Regions from separate parts of the Homo sapiens genome. Here region 1 is linked to region 2. Evidence: chromatin loops called from intact Hi-C (ENCODE). Cell type or tissue: CD4-positive, alpha-beta T cell. All regions are shown on one strand. Region 1 overlaps GRIK4 (glutamate ionotropic receptor kainate type subunit 4). Region 2 overlaps LOC107984399 (a long non-coding RNA gene).

Region 1 (2,500 bases), 510 kb before region 2:
GGCACTGTGTGAGGCCCCCTGGGGAATACAACTATTGTAAGGCCATGAGCCTGGCCTAAAAGGAACTTTCAGTTTTTAGGAAAGATACCGTGTGCTTAAATAATTATAATACAAGGTAGACAGTGATTTAGGTACTATAAGTGGCACAGTTAAAGAAGTACAGGTATTTGTGTGAAAGCTGATTTGGAATTGGGTTGATAATAGACTTCACGGTTGAGGCAGCAACAGAGTTTGGCCTTGAAAGACAGAAAAATGGATATTCTAAGCAGAGGGCAGGGTATGAGTAAAGTCACACTTTAAAAATGCAGGATAGGTATGAAGAATTGGGTTCAGATTGATGGATGTATCATGCTTTTTTTTAAGAAACTAACATTTATTATGCGCTTACGATGTGCCACATAGTTTACATACATTATCCCATTTGGTGTCCAAAATAATCCCTTGAATCACATGTAATTAATCCCACTTTAAAGGTATACTGAGACTCAAAAGTAAATTAATTTACCCAACATCCCTCAGCTGAAATCTACAGCCTAAGTAGATCAACACATGTTGAACTCTGCGCACAGCTGGAGTTGGAGAGAGGTAGCGCTGCAGATGATTTGGAAGTTGTTTACTTCCAGGGAGGGCACAAGATTGCCCAGAAAGGGTGAGGGAGGCACAAAGGGCTTAGGGCAGAAGAATCATCAGCAAAAGAGACAAGAAAGGAGTTGTTAGCAATAAGAGAAGGACTGAGAAAGACGACCATAGCCTAATGGAAACCAAGATCAAGAGAGAGCTTCAAAAAGCTTCAGAACTGCAACTGCTGCAAAAGTGAAGGGGGATGAGATGAGGAAGACCAAGAAAATGCCATTGGGTTGGTGGTCTTCAAAAAAATGAGTTTGATAGGGAAAAGAATGCCTAGGTCCAGGTGTGTGCATGGAGAAAAAGCCGGCCTGCCCCAGGGACATGGGGCACAGCAACAGAACAGCCTAAAGCAGAGCTTTGAACACTTGTCTGATGGCATCATCTGGGGGTACCTATTAAAAATATTAACTTCCAAGTCCCATCCTAGTCCCACCAATCAGAATCTCTGGCAGGTGAGGGGTACGGGCGGACCCAGGAGGTATCCCAGAAGAGCCCTACATGACAAGGGTTAGACCCATGTTTCTCAAACTTTAATGAACATGAGAATCACCTGGGGATTTGATGAAAATGCAGACACTGATTTAGTACCTCTGGGATAGGACTGGAGATTTTGGATTTTCACACTCTCTTAGGTGATGTCAATGCTGCTGGTCTGAGGGTCATATTTTTAACGACAATGAACTAGACTAAAGCTCACTTGTCCTCCAGAGAGGGAGGTGTCAACACCTGGTTCCTCTTGGCACCTTTCCTTTCCAGTACCTGAAGACTAAGCTCCAAGCTCCTTTCCACACTCACCGACAGATGGCAGCAGATCTAAATGTCATCTTCCACAGAAGTACTGACTCAGAGGTTCCCTTCCATTCCATCTGACTTCCTTCACAGCTTAAAAAGCACCTTTATGGCCAGGTGTGGTGGCTCATGCCTGTAATCCCAGCACTTTGGGAGGCTGAGGCAGGCGGATCACGAGGTCAGGAGATCGAGACCACAGTGAAACCCCGTCTCTACTAAAAATACAAAAAATTAGCCGGGCGCGGTGGCGGGCGCCTGTAGTCCCAGCTACTCGGAGGCTGAGGCAGGATAATGGCGTGAAGCCGGGAGGCGGAGCTTGCAGTGAGCTGAGATCGCGCCACTGCACTCCAGCCTGGGCGACAGAGCGAGACTCCGTCTCCAAAAAAAAAAAGCATCTTTATTTACTCCTCCAAGATGAATCACCGTGTCAGGTAAGCACAGAAAAGCTTTCCTTGACTACTCTGGTAAAGAAAGGGTGAATTCTCCTGCACCTAGGCTCTTTACCATATATTTAGAGTCTGCATCATTCATTGAACACTTAAATATGTTTTGCCTTGCTAAAGTAACTAAACGGTCTTGCACTGTCATTCACTTTTCATGTGTGTTCGTATTGTCTCCACAAACTCTTAGAGGTTAGGGATCAAATAATGTCAATTTTCTTCTTAACCCTGACTTACAATGGCTTGGCCATACTATGAATAACTGAATGGGCCAACCGACCATCAATTAAATCAAATTCATATTCCATTTGTTTCGCTTTGATTTCTTTCCTTTTTTATTTCTTAGAAACTGGCTCTTGCTCTGTCACCCAGATGGGAGTGCAGTAGTGAGATCTCAGTTCACTGCAGCCTCAATCTCCCAGGCTCAAGTGATTCTCCTGCCTCAGCCTCCCAAATAGCTGGAACTACAAGCATGCACCATTACGCCCAACTAATTTTATTTTTTTGTAGAGCCAGGGTCTCCCTATGTTGCCCAGGCTGGTCTCGAACTCCTGGCCTCAAGCAATCCTCCCACCTCAGCCTCCCAAAGTGTTGGGATTACAGGTGTGAGCCATTACACCCAGCCTCACTTTGCTTTCTTCCCA
Region 2 (2,500 bases):
TGATGATGGCGAGTGGTCATGAAAATGTACTGGCTCAAGTGTGAGGAGTCTAAGTTTCAAGTCCAGCCCTGAGGTCAGTTAGCTGTGTAGCCCTAGGCTTCTGTTGAAGTGTTTGGATAGGATGGTCACCAAGCCCCTCACCATTGAGGGTGTGATCTGATGACTGTTCAAGTCCTGCAGTTGGCTTGGAGACAAATGGGACATGACCATTCTCAATTGGCTGGCTGTTGAGGATTCGTTGAGCCAGATGTTGGGTTGCCCATCATATGATGGCTCCAGGCAGTACCACCGTCCTGATGTGGCTCCTGTCTAGGCAGCAGAGGGTCTCTGTTTCCTTTGAGTGCTGGAGCATGCTCTCAGATGCCTCTGGGGGCAGTTTCTGTGGAGGGTATTGTACTGCAGGCAGGGAGACACAGCAGAGGCTGGAGCAGATGGGATTGGCCCAGGCTGCTAGGGACGAGGACCCCCCATGCAACCCCTTTCAGAAGCACTGTGGGGGGAACCCCTCTACCCCATTAACGCCCCTATAATTTATGCCATCTGCCCCCATAAAACCAACCCATCTCCAGCGTCTGGTTCTCCAGATGGCCTTGGGGGCCTAATCAAAGCCAGGCCCCTCGCTGGCCTCTTCCTCTCATACTGGTCTCTTTATAGCCTTCAGCCATCCCGGCTCCAGGCCCCCTTAACTCCTTCATCCCCAGATTCCTCCTCCTCCCGAGGATCTCTGTTCTGTGCCCTTTCAACGCCCTGGACTAGGTTCACACAGAGGAGGCCACCCCAAAGTCAAGTGTGATTTCTTGGGAGAATCGCTAGATTGGGATCAGGATCCTATGGCCACCGCTGACTTACTGAGTGGCTTTGGGACAGTCATTTGACCTAGCCCCCGTTTCCCTATTTTTGGCAAGCAACATTTCAATGAAGAGCTTGCAAGATGTTTTTTACCTACATGGTCTCATTGAAACTTCCAAAAGGAGGTAATTACTCCCCTTCTAACAACTGTCACACGGGGACATTCACGGCAGCATGGGCTGCGGAGAAGAGGAAGTAATACAGAGGTCCGCAGTTACCAAGCCAGACTGGGGAGGGGCCCCACGCAGGTGGCACGAGCCCCTCTCTCCAGGCAGGTCAAGGTCCCCCATGGGAGGGCGTGGGATCTCCCCACAGCTCTGTTGCCGTGACTTCTGGAGACTGAGGCTCTGGCTGTGACTCTTGACACAGGACAGTGTGGGGGAACTTGGGGGAGGCAGAGAAGAGGCCACGTGGAAAGCAGCACTTCTGTTCCACGCCACTCCGCTGAACCCCACAAGGCAGGGGGTGCAGGTCAGTGACAGCCCTCATGCTTCCCAGAGGAATCAGAGCCTGTCCCCGCTGAAGACAAGACAGGCGCAAACAGGCCACACAGGAGCAGGAGGGCTGCAGCCAGTCCCACAGGAGGAAGGGCTGCGCCAAAGGTAGCCCAGGCATCGGGTGGCTGGTTGAGTAGTGGCGTGGAGACACCCTGTGGTGAGATCAAGGAATCACAGTTTGGTTCCCTCCGAAAGGGGATGCGACAAAAAACCCAGAATCAGCGTTGAGTTTCCACCTGTGCTGGATAGATACTTTCCAGAGACCTCCTTTCCCCATCCCGGTGCTCTGGGAGGGTGACGTGCCAATGCCCAGACTCTGCCACCATCCACCTTCTAGCTCTCCCACTTGCCAGCTGTGTGATGGTGGCAACTTACATAACCTCTTGGAACCTCAGTTTTCTTGCCTGTGAGATGGGCTACTTCGTGGGGTTGTTGCACGGATGGGGGCAAGTGCTTGCCCAAGGGCCTGGTATGTAATAAGAGCGAAACAAAGTTGGCCACTGCTGGAGAGGCTACATCTTGTCCAGTGTCACATAGTTAGTAAGGGACTGGTGCAGCAGGGATTGAATCTAGGTTTCTGCAACTCTGCCTCATGGGAAGCAGGGAAGTTGACTGTTGAGTGTCCCCACTCAAAGGCCACGTTTATTTCTGAGATGGAGAAGGTACAGTTAGAGCTCACCTCAGGTGGGGCAAGAGAGAGATGACTGGCCACATCTGACTTTCTGGCAAGCCCAGCTCCAGTCAATGAGAGAGCAGAATCTCCCACAGGTGGGAAGAGGTGTTGGTGCTGCCTCTCCTGCTTCCTTCTCTGTCCCTTCCCCTACCTTCCCCCAGGACCAAGCACCTGGAATAGAGATGGACTCTCTCCCTTCCATTTTACTGAATTTATTTTATAAAGACGGGGTCTGCTGTGTTGTCCAGGCTGGTCTTGAACTCCTGGGCTCAACTGATCCTCCCGCCTCAGCCTCCCGAGTAGCTGGGACTACAGAAACACACCATCATGCCCTGCTAATTAAAAACAAAAACAAAAACAAACAAACAAACAAAAACCAAAGTGTTTTTTGTTTTTTTGTAGAGATGGGGGTCTCATCATGTTACTCAGGCTGGTCTTGAATTCCTGGCCTCATGTGATCCTCCCGTCTCAGCCTCCCAAA

The links. Peaks named below come from ENCODE experiments on the same cell type or tissue, not always from the same donor. Only the 100,000 strongest peaks of a DNase experiment are listed, where the experiment ranks them.
Region 1: it touches region 2 in a loop (3-fold over the local background); 3 of 110 quality-filtered maps call a loop at or near these places.

The regions. Positions count from the first base shown.
Region 1 is chr11:120,684,024-120,686,523 of GRCh38, reverse strand. All of the region lies in intron 3 of GRIK4 (glutamate ionotropic receptor kainate type subunit 4), which reads right to left. Among named protein-coding and RNA genes, the nearest start is that of GRIK4, 170 kb to the right of the region's middle. In CD4-positive, alpha-beta T cell, a CTCF peak has its summit at 1,391 (motif pointing right); a DNase peak (open chromatin) is centred at 1,433; H3K27me3 peaks cover 150 bases.
Region 2 is chr11:120,171,397-120,173,896 of GRCh38, reverse strand. It overlaps LOC107984399 (a long non-coding RNA gene), which reads right to left. Exons shown (of 2, transcript NR_159965.1): 2 at 2,216-2,500. Among named protein-coding and RNA genes, the nearest start is that of TRIM29, 35 kb to the right of the region's middle. In CD4-positive, alpha-beta T cell, a CTCF peak has its summit at 1,473; a DNase peak (open chromatin) is centred at 1,476; H3K27me3 peaks cover 1,069 bases.